Regions from separate parts of the Homo sapiens genome. Here region 2 is linked to region 1. Evidence: chromatin loops called from intact Hi-C (ENCODE). Cell type or tissue: heart right ventricle. All regions are shown on one strand. Each heading gives the region's core, and the rest is flanking DNA. Links, peaks and the distances in the headings are about the cores only.

Region 1 (6,482 bases), core at 1,605-4,104:
CCATGTACCTACAAGACATCCCAGCCATTCCACTCCTAGTTATTCAAGAGACTTGAATAACTCTGTATTAGGCCTTTTTTGCATTACTATAAGGGAATATCTAAGACTGGGTAATTTATAAAGAAAAGAGGTTTAATTGGCTCATGGTTCTGCAGGCTGTATAAACATGGCACCAACATCTGCTCAGCTCCTGATGAGGGCCTCAGAAAGTTCACAATCATGGCAGAAGGTGAAGGGGAGCCAGCATGTCACATGGTGAGAGCAAGAGCAACAGAGTGAGAATGGGGAGGTTCCAGACTCTTAAACAACCATAACTCACATGAACTGAGAACTCACTTATCACAAAGGAGATAGTGCTAAACCATTCATCAGGGATCTGCCACCATGATCCAGTCACCTCCCACTAGGCCCCACCTCCAACACTGGAAACACATTTCAACATGAGATATGGAGGGGACAAACATTTCAACCATATCAGCATCTTTATTTATAACAGCCAAAAACTAAAAACAATCCAAATGTCTATTAAGAGGTGAATGTATAAATAGTTTCATATCTGTATGGTGGAATACTACTGAACAATAAAAAGGAGCAAACTATCGATGCACACAAACACATGTATGGATCTCAGAATCATTATGCTGACTGAAAGAAGCCAGAGAAAAAAAGAGTACATGCTATATAGTTTCATCTATGTATAATTCTACACATGGCAATCTAATCAATAATGACAGCAAACAAATCTGTGATTGCTTAGGGATAGAGGGCAAGGAAAATTTGGGGGTGATTAATATGTTCATTATTTTTGTGGTGTTTCTTGGGTGTATATATGTCAAAAGTCATCAAATTGCATGTCACTCAATATGTCACATTGCAACTAAATATTTTCCCGAAATTTAGGGTTAATCCTGTCACTCTGCTGTTTAAAATAATCTGATGGTTCTATCTGAAGAATAAAGTTTAATTATCTGCCATGACATTCAAGCTCCTTAATAAACTGGCCCCAATGTACTATTCCTGAATCATTTTCTGACATTTACTTTCATGCACTCTACATCTAACTAAAATGGACTAGTTTCCATTCTCCGGATATCTCATGCTGTGACCATGATAGCCAGAATATCCATTTCCTCTGCCTTTGTCACACAGTTCTAATGTCACTTCTTTGATGAAGCTTTCATTTAGGAAGAATGAGTAACAACATACTTTATGCTCCCATAGCATTTTGTCTATGCTACTATTATATAATTTCTCATATATTATAGATATTTGGTTATATGTCTATTTCCCTAACTACATTATTAGCTATTTGAAAGCAGGAACCACGTGTTTGTCAGTCAAAATTTTTGCACACTGCCTAGGACACAGAAGATGCTCAATAAATGTTTGTTAAGACTTCTAGTAAGAAGTGAATAAAAGCACATGAGCCTTCCACTCTGAATTCTTATTAATATATTCATTAAAATAGATAACTAGGTACCCCCTGAAACAACATTCCAAATTGAGAATAAGAATTAAACACATATCAGAAACTTGGAGTTTTACATATTTTCACATCAATGGGTCAGGTTAACAACCTGTTTAGCTCACTTTCTGAGCTAAAACACTAAGACTAGAAGCAAGAGTAGGACTTGGCTGATTTAATGATAGCCGCAAACAAGGAAGGTGAGGAGCGGAGGGAAGCAGAAAGTAAAGCAGGGTCTCAGTGTAAAAGGCAAAAATGTCCTCATGAAAGTTTCTTAGGGAAAAGCTTTTTCTTGATGCTTGCTTTTACCTCTGTGTGCCAATTACATTAGATCTAGTGGTATTTTAAAAAGCCTTGTAACTGGTCTTCAATGAGAAGAACCGTATGTGATGGCATTGTTGTACTTACCACTAGAGAGGAAGCCTAGTGGAAAGCTTCATCTTTCCTTCCTCCAGTTTCTTGTCAATGCCTTTCATTGGCTGACCCCACAGAAACCATTAATGCCATCCATAAAGGCCACCTGCATGGGTCACAGAGCAAAGTGGAAGAGGATAGAGACTACATCTAGTGGGGCAAACAGAAAATATTTAGCATATTTCACCCCCTTTGTTAGCATATATTCTTGTTCATATATCTTGCCTTGGTGAAAAATGTATTCACACAAAATCCCCAGTAACATATCATTATGAGGTGATGCCAAGTCAGTTATACTCTTACCTGAAACCTAAAATCTTAGCTACCACCTGTGCTTCCACATAAGTAGCAAAGGAAAAAAAGGAAGCCAAAGGAAACAGATCACGAGACCCATTCTGAGGTTTGTGATGAGTCCTGGGTTGATTTTCAAACTTCCTTCTTTGATAATTCTTTTATGGTCCTCTTACCCTCTCCTGATAGTTGAATGGAAGGGGTTGTATGAAAATTGGTGTGACTCAACTTTTCTTCCTGTAGAATTTGGGTCCTTGGTGGATGTATCTTCCATTGATCAATACAGTTGAGTAAGGACTTACTAAGAAGTGCTAGGTTTTAGATACAGTTCTCTATTGCCCCCATTTTGTAACAGAAACCTATTTTCTCCTTGGTAATCAAGATCAATCACACTGTATACTAACCTTTCCTGCCTACTGGTTAAGCAGTACAGACTGTTAAGAAACAGCCACACATTCTAATTTAATGGAACTATGATTGTTCCCTCCTCAAAGCATTCCTCCCTGGGGCACTGGGACATTCAAACCCATTGAACTGAAAGTCTTGAGGATAAGAACAAAAATTGTGTTCAGGAGAGGATTTGTTGTAATGAGAGTGGCCACTTCCCCCTCACCCTTGTTTCCTACATTGGTCACCAGATTAAGACATAGTAAATCCAGTAGATCAGCACCCCAATCTCCCAGATGTTATTTTCACGAGGAGCTACAACTGAGTCTTCCAAAAGCCATTCCATCACTCTAACAAGGCAACTTCTTTTGGGTGATGTGGTACATAGTCAGACTAGTGAATCCATGGGGGTAAGACCATTATTGCACTTCCTTCTCATAATATGTATTTCTTGTTGGAAGCCGTATTGTGTGGGCTACCATGGCAATGGATGAGATATTCTGTAAGTTCATAAATGGTAGCTCTGGCAGAAAGGGAATAGACAAATCCACAACCAGAATGTGTATTTCTCCTCTGAGGACAAATAGCTGCTTTTTCCATCATGAAAGCATTCCAGATCCTCAAAATACTGCTAGACATCTGCCTGATCCCCATAAAAGATAATTCCAGCAAGACTTCCACACTGGCCTCTGCTGTTGACAGATTGAGAATTCAGTTACACTGGTAGCTAGATCACCCTCATGAATTAAAGCCCATTTTATTAAATCCATGCATGGCCTCAACACCTGCCTCCATGACCACTTTGTATATGGGGCCTTTGAGCTTGCATTTTTGGCCAGAAAAGGGGGCTGACGTGGATATTCTTATCCATCTGGATTTTGAGAACCTCCTCTGCAGTGGATACCTGTAGGGGGGCTTTATGTGGAACATACATATCTTCACACTCTGTGCCCACTCCAAGAAACCCATCCACAAACCTCTCTTACAACCTGCCTCGCGATCAGCATGTCATTCTTGTTCTTTCTACATCCCGGGTCAGCTAGCCTATCTGCTAGTCCACATATTATGAAGATCTATATTAAGGCTATCTTTCTTTCCACATGAGTGGACAACCAGAAATTCTGCCCACTGGAATGATTTCAGCTCACCCCTGCTTTTCTAGGACTTCCCTGAGTGGGGCTGTAATGTAGCAACTGTCCACTTCTCACTGCTACAAATATAGCAGGGCAGATCCATCCAGAAACCAGGTGGTACTTTTTCCTTCATTGTTAACTGGTCATAGAGGCCTCTTCATCAGGCCATAGATGCAGAGTGAGAGAGAAACAATAAGGAACCGTGTGAATCTGAGCCATCAGCATATGCAGTTTTGTTATGCTTCCTACACATGATCACATCTGTCCAATTTTGTGACTTGGTGAATCAGATTACCTCAATTCAGGTCACTTCATGTCTTATGGGCAGGCATTCAGTGTTTATGAAGATCCAGTAGTACACCAGGAGTTGCTTTTCAAGTGGAGAATTGTTGTCAGCAGAAGAGAGCATCTCTTACTGCAAAATCCTAGTGGTATGTTCTGTGATCCTCTTATTAGAACTTAACAGAAATTCCTCACCATGTCTTTATCAGCCATTGACACTTCTAATGCCACTGAATCTCCTGAGTCATAAGGCCCAAGTACAGGGACACTCTTTCTGTAGTCTGAACCTGTGGCAAGTTACAGGCCCCACTCAAATATGGAAGTTTTACAGATACCCAGGAAATGTGTCCTAGCAATCTGTCCAAATGTGGTGTATGTTATATCCCAAATCTGAGTAGGCCTGCCAGGTGTTGTGTCTCTTTCTTTTTGGGGGGTGGCCCAGGGTACAGCAACTTGTTTCTCACGAGGTGATATCTTGTCATAGCCCTCACTCCATGGAGCAGGGAACAAACACGGGGGATTCTGTTAGTTACTGCATATATTTAGCCCTATTACATATTCTGGAACTAGAGAAATACTACAGGTAGGGGGCTGTGACTTCACTGGACTCCTTTGGCATAGGGACTTAGGCCAAGACTCCATCTAGCATGTGACCTCCATAAATTCACAATCTGAACATAAGTACATGACGGTGCTTGGAGTCTTTAGGAATTAGTGTCAGTTCAGAAACAGTACTTTAAAAACTCTAGAAGGTCTGGATATTTCCCTTCAGCTAGTGCATAGTCACCCTGGTTGCTCTGGGGAAAATTTGGGGAAAGAATCATAATATACATGACTATTGATGCTGTAAGCTCCTTCCTCAAGAAAACAGCCTTCCCTTAGTACAAACGTGCGTCCAGTAACTTTGAATATCTCATTGAATGAATGGTTTTCTGGAAAAAATATTTAAAATTATATAGCAGAAAGTGGAAAATCTGAGTAAATGAATAATAACTCAGGAAAATTCAATGAACCAATCCACCAAAACATTAATGCCCATAAAGTTATAATAAACTTTTCAAAATCTCAAAAAACAATATAAAATTTCATACTATATAAATGATTCCAGGGCATGAGAGAATTCTTAAAACTTCCTAATTCATTGTATAAAATAAACTTAATTCTGTTATCAGATTCAGGCAAGAAAAATTATAGACTATCTCAATTATGCATACATATGTAAAAAGGCTAAAGAAACTTCATAAATAGAACTGAGAAACAAAATAATGGAATAATCAGTTATGAAAAGGTTAGTGTCTTATTCTTTTTGGCTGCTATAACAAAATGGCGTAGACTAGGTGGCTTCTAAACTACAGAAATTTATTTCTCACAGTTCTGGAGGCTGGGATGTTCAAGATCAAGGTGCTGGTAGATTTGGTGTCTGGTGAGGGATTGCCTCCTCAAAGATGGCACCTTCTCACTGTGTCTTCACATGATGACAGGGGCAGAGAGTTCCTGGGGCCTTACCCTTATGACTTTATCACCCCCTATAGTCCCGGCCTCCTAATACCAGACTGTGGGGGTTAGGATTTCAACATATGAATTTTGAAGCAACATAAACATTCAGACCATTGAAGTTGTCTTTATTCCCCAAATGCAAGATTGTTTCATATTCAGGAAATTTATGTATTAATAATCTCAACATGGGTTGAAAAGGCATGTACTGGAATTCAACATTCATTTCTAACTATTAAAAACTACTGAAAAATAAAAACAGGAAATTCATTTCACACAAAGAACAGTATTATACTATGATAATTTTTAATGTTATTTATTTAATTGTACAATTAATGCATAAATACATCTTTGTTATTAAAAAAAACTATTACCAACCAGGCAAAAGTTCTACCTGACAACCAACCAAAATCCCAGTCCTTTTCCCAGAAATTATTTCTGATTTCAATTTGGCGTGAATACTACTGTATATTTTCCTATGCATTTACATACATATGTACTTATTAGAATATATGGTATTGCTTTGGATTTTTAAAAGCCTTTGGTTAAAATGCCAGTTGATTTTTCACTCAATATTTGTTACTTAATTTTTTCTGTGTCACCAACATGGATCTAATTCTTTCTTTTTAACATCAACACAATATTCTAAAATATGAATAGAGCATAATTTATTTAGCATTTCCTCCTCTGATGCAGAAATTGATCCATTACTATTTAAATATTTTTTTCAGTGTTACAACAGTGTTTCAATGTACATTCTTCTGGGTGCCTACTTGAGCATAGAGTCTTTTTCCTAGTTTAAATAATCAGTAGTGGTACTGCTGACTCAAAAGGTATGAATATTTTTTATTTTAACAGATACTGCCAAATTGCCACCAGAAATAGCCATATCAACATATATCCCCAAGAGTAGTGTTTGAAAGCAGCAGTTTTCCCAAGTCTTGCCCTTTGCTATTAGTGAGCTTTGAAATTGTTGCCAGTCTAGTGAAAGCAGTATTTTGTTATAGTCTTAGTTT
Region 2 (6,482 bases), core at 1,289-3,788, 400 kb before region 1:
AGAGAGCTTTGTTTTGCCTCCTTGTTTTTGTGGCATCAGCAGGACCTGTTTTCTTCTAGATACTAAATTGTTGCCATGTTGCTAATTACTATAATTTCTTACCCCCAACCAGCTTGCAGAGTTCAGAAAAATGTGCTGCTTGTTGCAGATTCCTGGATATGGAGGCTTAACAGAGCGTCATCTCAGACAGGCCTTTCTTCCTTATGTAAATCCCGTCATGACTTATTTGAAGGTGGCCTCACTTTAAGTACTAGGGACTTGCTCAGATACTTATCAAAATGCTCTAGATTCCTGCTCAACCAGCCAGACGCTGAGGCATCCCTGTGCCAGGCCCCAGGACTGACGTGCAGAAGTCAGAGGATGACCAGAAACCATTAACAGGTTCAGTATTGACTGAAGCTATTCCATTAGTTCATTGATCCAACTCATATTTAGTTGATGTTCACCGTGCCCATCTTACTGAGCATACAGGGAAAAAAAAATCAACATCTCCTGGAATCTGAAACATATGAAAATTGATAAGACTGGTATGCAAATATTTCCAGAACAGTTCAAAAAAGAATGTAGTAAGCTCTATAATGAAGTTAATTTTAAAATGTGAAAAGCAAACTCCCAGGACCCCGACTGCTTCCCTGATTACTCATCTCTGTGAATTTTATGTGTTTATTGCTTGTTGATTTGTTTACATGTGCATCTTCCCCATCACACATTCATGAGACAACTGCTTTATTCACTAACATACATGACACACACATTTACTAATTGAAGGAAAAGAGGGAGGGAATAGGGATAAAATAAAGAGAACAGCAGAAAAGAAGGCAGCACACAGAGAAGTTAAAATCTTTGTCTCTACAGATTGCCAAAATAAATCCCAACTCTGAGACATACAGCTGTGTGACCTCAGGCAAATTACTTAGCCTCCCTGTGCCTTTGTTTCTGCAACTTAAAATTGGGAAAAATAATAGTATCTACTTCATCGAGTTGAACAAAAAGAACTAAGAAAGTATTTGTGGCCTTAGAATAGTACCTGCATAAAATAAACCCTCAAAAAGTATTCATTAAATTTTAAAAATCATAAAGGAAGGAAATACTAGTTGGGGAAAATAAGGAAATGATTATCAGTGTGCTATTATTTTAGATCTTACTTGAAAGATTCATTGGAATTAAATAAATAGTGATGGTTGAAAAGGCCACTTAGAGTCAGTCAATTATAGGACGTAATTGAAAAATAACAAGCAGACAGAATGTCTACGAGGGAGTAGGAGATAGGCTTAGAAAGTCAGTTGCCATCGGGGGCATGACAAGTGTCCTGATAAGAGGAGGCAGAGGGAGATTTTAAACACAGAGAGGGCCATGTGAAGACAGAGCAGAGATGTGAAGATGCTGGCCTTGCCCATTCGAGTGATATGGCCACAGCAGGAAATGCTGGGAGCCAATGGAAGTGGGAAGAGGCTCCCTTAGAGCCTCCAGACGGACTGTGGCCCTGAGGACTCCTTGATTTCAGCTTCGTGATACTGATATAGGTCTTCTGGCCTCCAGAATTGTGAGAGAATACATTTCTATTGTTATAAGCCACTACATGTGTGCTAATTTGTTGCAGCAGCCACAGGAAACATATAGAGATAAAGGGAAAAAATAATAAGATAAAGAAGATGCCTTAGACGAATCAATGAATACAGACGGCGATGAGCTGAAACATAAACATCATTAAATTCTGCCACCTACAATCCTAAAAGAACAACAAAACAAACAAAAAATCTGTAATACCCACATAAAATGCCATTGTCAACTATATACCAAAGTTATTTAGACATTCCTCTGAAGACATACTTGGGTAATTTCAAATGTTGCCTTTAACACTTACTAAGCATAGTTAACTGGAACAGCTACATACCTTCTAGATTCTCACTTAGAGAAAAGACATAAGCAGACATGTCCCAAAAGAGGAAGTGCCACAGATTAGCAAACATGGGAAAAGATTCAGCCTCCAGGAAATACTGTTTAAAACAATAATGAAATTTCATTTCTTTGCCAATCAAAATAACAGTTTTTTTACTCTTTTTAAGTTTTTAAATTTTTAATACTATTTTTCAGCTTGTTTTTTCCCCACCTGGTAATTATCTTCTGTGAGAAAATATTTTAAATGGTCCATTTTCAAGGCATGATAAATCTAAGTACTGGCAGCCAGACTGCGGTTGTGATATACCGCACGGCTCATGCACCTAGAAGGTCACAATAAGCAAACAGAATGTAGAGGAGGGGGTCAGCCCATAAAAGGGAAGAAAGTTTCGTTATTGGGAAATCGAAACTTAAGAGGGGAAGGGGACTATAACCTTATAAGGGGAATAATGAAATATAGGCGATATCTGGGAAGATTATAACCCCATAGTACTCCACCAATGAGGAACTTGGGGAGGGACTTGTGTGCTGGGAGATAAATTATCTGCTGTAACTGCCCCGGGTGTGCCTGCCTACCAGACACCCAATCTTGCAAGACCACCATTAAAAGTCTCGCTTCCACTGTTCTTCATGTCTCTGCGCCCATTCTTTGACTTTGGACACTCAAATGTGTGTTTCTCACATCTTCCTAAACATGACTTTGAATGAAATGAATAAAATAAATACTGAAGACAGGTTAGTGAAGTCAGTAGTAGCCTATATTGCTGGTTTAGCAGATGACAGTGGCTGTGTCCTTTGAGGAAGAATTTGGCAATGTGGGTAAAAAGCCTTTCAAAGACTTTGACCTTCAGCAAATTCACTTCAATTTTATGTCTACAAATGCTTTTTAAGGTCGTAATCCTAGATGAGGAAGCACAATGTTCATCAAAGAACTAAAATACAAAAAATTAAACACAATGTAATAACTTAGAATAGGAGTCAGCAAACTATAGCCAGTGGGTCAGACCTGGCCCATTGCTTGTTTTTGTAAATAAAGTTCTACTGGAAGACAGCCATGCTTATTTGTTTACATATTATCTATGGCTGCTTTTGTGGTACTATGGCAGGGCCGAGTACAGACAATCCCCAACACTTAAAGATGGTTTGTCTCACAATTTTTTAACTTTATGATGGATCAAAAGTGCTACACATTCAGTAGAAAGTGGTATGATACTCTTGTGATCCTAGTCGGCAACAGTGAGCCACAGCTCCCAGTAAGCCTCACGATCAGGAGGAAACAACCCATACTTTACTGTGCACTGTGTTGCCGAATGATTTTGCCCAACTGTAAGCTAATGTAAGTGTTCTGAGCGCGTTTAAAGTAGGGTACGCTAAGCCACGATTTTTAGTAGGTTAGACATATTAAATGCATTTTCAACTTATGATATTTTCAACTTACGATGGGTTTATCGGGACATAACCCCATCGTAAGTCAAGGAGGATTGGTAGTTGTGAAAGATATATGGCCCACAAAGTCTAGAATGTTTACTATTTGGCCCTTTACAGAAGTTGTTTCCTGACTCCTAGTTTAGAACATGGCTATTGTTCTAATAATAACAGTAAGCTGTGGCCCATGTTCTCCCTAGACTACTTTGCTGCCATTGAAAAAAGTTCTGGGGAGTTTGAAAAATTGGACAAATGTTTCATGCTATGGGAAAATAAGAGAATATTTCAGGATCTGAGAGAATTTGGGAAAAAAAGGAAACTAAGAGAATTGTAGAGACTAGATAGTTGCAATTCTGTGAAGAAAAACATTTAAAAGGGGACTGGAGGGAAGTATAACAAAACGTCGACATCCTTTATCTTCCAGTGATAAAGAATACATGTGACTTTCATTTTGTCTTCTTTCTACTTTTCTGCTTTTCTTCAATTTACATTAACAAACATATTTTACTTTAAACTGTAAAAAATAAATATCAATTTTCAAAATTGAAACAGAAAATTTTAAATGAGCTTCCAGTGCACCCAGGTTTCACACACGGTTGGATTGAGTGTTTGATTCTGTGTCATAATACAGTGTCTTCACCAAGCACTTCCAGCTACCTAAAGAGAGCTCCCACTGCTAGAGTTAGAGATTTTGTTTCCATTCAGGTTTATATGGTAGGAGGGATTTTTCTCCCATTTCACCTTCTTCTTGTGAAAGGACACACCTGCTTTATTTCCAGGTTCTGTCTTGTTCTTAAAAAAAAAAAAAAAAAGAAAAGAAAACATGAAAAGAATTCTTGATAAGGCAAAGAAAAGAAGAAACATCTAGAGTTGTGCTAAGGTGTGGTTAATCGTACCAATAGCAGATCTGGACCTCAAAGGTCCTTTTTGCTTCACTCCTTTTTTATCTAGATGTGAATTGAAGCCACTTTCAAGGGAATACCAGATGAGCTGAAATAAATGAATGACAAACTGGGTCAGCCAGGAAGAAGCAGAAGTCAGACCTTGAGGGTAGACAGGAGAGAAAATACGGGGAAACAGCCGTGGACAACTCCTTCCTTCCTTCTGAAGTGGACTCTGTGTGCACTAAAGCTGCCGGAGGAGAAAGGCAAAAGCCTGGTTTTCATCATCCTCTGGTGGTATGTGTCTGAACTTAGTTCAGTAACAAAAGTGGAACTTTTGTAATGGGCTCCCCATCCGCCAAAATGTTAAGGGCTTAGCTAAAGGATTATGTTTAATTCAAAACCGTCAAGCATTAAGAGTAAGACACAAGTCAGAACAAAGTCAAACCAAAAAGGTGAGGTCAGCCAGAGTAACTTCACTTCTCATAATCACTTCCTATTATTTTCAAGGCCTGGAAAACTTGCAGCATTAAACTTTCTGAACTGCTGCGGGAATGCAATTGTTGCTTCCCAGCATCTCCTCATTCTTTGGGGGATAAAGGGTAAGAGCTGCTGATTTTGCTCCAATTAGACACAATTCACTCCAAATCACCAGGCAACCCTCAGCTTCCATTACAATGCCTGTTCAACCTGCATGTGCAAAGACTCATTAAAACCGAGTGAAAACCAGACAGCTGTAGGATTGACTACATGGAAGAAAATCCATTCATCATTGACTAATTTGGCATCTATTAATCACATCTCATTTCTCAGCCCTATGAAGAAATTAAATCTAATTCCCTTTTTTGGAATCAACAGCCACAACTAAAAGCATGGCCAGTTTTCACTACATCTCTATTCCTTCCAGAAAAAATTCTCCCAACTACAAAGTAGGGTCTAAAAAGGAAGCCTGACCTGGAGGGACTCAATTCATTCATTCAACAAATACGTGTCGGACGCCTCCTATGTGCCAGGCACTATTCTAGATTTGGGGACAGAGTAGCAGAAGAAACACAGATGAAGATCCTCACTCTGGAGATTAGATCCAAGCAGAGGGGAGAACAGGATTGTGTAGTAAAAATAATGTTGGAAGGTAAAAAGTGATATGGGGCAGGGAGAAAGAATAGGAGAGGTTAAGGGGGATTGAGAGTGGGTGTATGAAAACTCTGCATTGTTAACTAGAATCGTTAAGATAGGCCCTATTGAATAGGTAAGCAAAGACTTGAAGAAGATGAGGGAGTTAGGAAAGTAGTAGCCCTCCAGCTAAGGGCTAATATCAGTTCAGATGTTTCCCCTAGGACCTCTATGACAAAGCAATGAGGGTGCAATAAAGTTTGGCTTCTTGTCCCAAAAACTAATTGGGAAACCGTTTCAAGCTCATAGGGAAAATAATTACTACAATGCAGGCTCCACAAAAGCAGGGGCTCCTCTTCTTCATCACTGTGTCCCTAGGGCCTGGTACATAGAAAGACCCCAATTAGTCTTTGTTGAATGACTAAGTGATCGTATGCTATACATGAATAAAGCACAATTCAAGATGGACAATGGCAGGAAAGACACTGGAGCAATACCCTACATAGGTTGTGTTGACTTCCTTGGCTGACCTCACCTTCCTGCTCTGTTCCATAGATCAGGATGCCCAGTGTAGAACTGCAAATTGCAGGAAAGCATTTGGGAAAACTTTTCCTGGTGGCACCTATTCTATCCACCTCAGGGGTGACAGGAGTTCTGATCTTTTTAAATCAATTTACTACCACCTCTGGAGCACCTGCTTTATGTCAGCCAGGACTAGGTACTACAGGGCATCAAAGTTAGCAACATGCGGTGGTAGGCAGCCTCTTACGATGGTCCTATGATCCCTGCTTCTTGTTATTCATGTCCTTATGCAAGCTGTTTTTCTCTTTGACTGTGGGCTGAATCTAGTGACTCCTCTCTAACAAATAGAATATCGCAAAAGTGATGAGATGCCACTTCTAAGATTAGATTACAAAAAGACTGTAATCTCAATCTCTCTCTCTCTCTCTCTCTCTCCCCACTCCCCGCGACCCAATTCTTGCTCTGGCATGTTGTGAGTGGCCCTATGAAGAGGTCCTCATGGCAAGGAACTTATGTCTCTGGCCGAGTGCCTTTGAGGGCCCATGGCTGCCAACAACTAGGTGAGTGCTTGGAAGCAGATCTTCCCTGATCCAAGTCTTGAGAGGATTGCAGCCTCTGGGAGCCCTGGGAGCCAAAGACCTG

What was found. A loop is a pair of places that touch in the nucleus more often than their neighbours do. Peaks named below come from ENCODE experiments on the same cell type or tissue, not always from the same donor. Only the 100,000 strongest peaks of a DNase experiment are listed, where the experiment ranks them.
Region 2: a loop joins it to region 1, with 5 times the contacts of the local background. A loop is called at or near these places in 2 of 110 quality-filtered maps.

Annotation. Positions count from the first base shown.
Region 1 is chr4:140,433,727-140,440,208 of GRCh38, reverse strand. No RefSeq gene overlaps it. Among named protein-coding and RNA genes, the nearest start is that of CLGN, 9.3 kb to the right of the region's middle. In heart right ventricle, for the core only: no CTCF peak of the experiment used is centred there; no DNase peak of the experiment used is centred there.
Region 2 is chr4:140,833,364-140,839,845 of GRCh38, reverse strand. No RefSeq gene overlaps it. Among named protein-coding and RNA genes, the nearest start is that of TBC1D9, 80 kb to the right of the region's middle. In heart right ventricle, for the core only: no CTCF peak of the experiment used is centred there; no DNase peak of the experiment used is centred there; H3K27ac peaks cover 606 bases.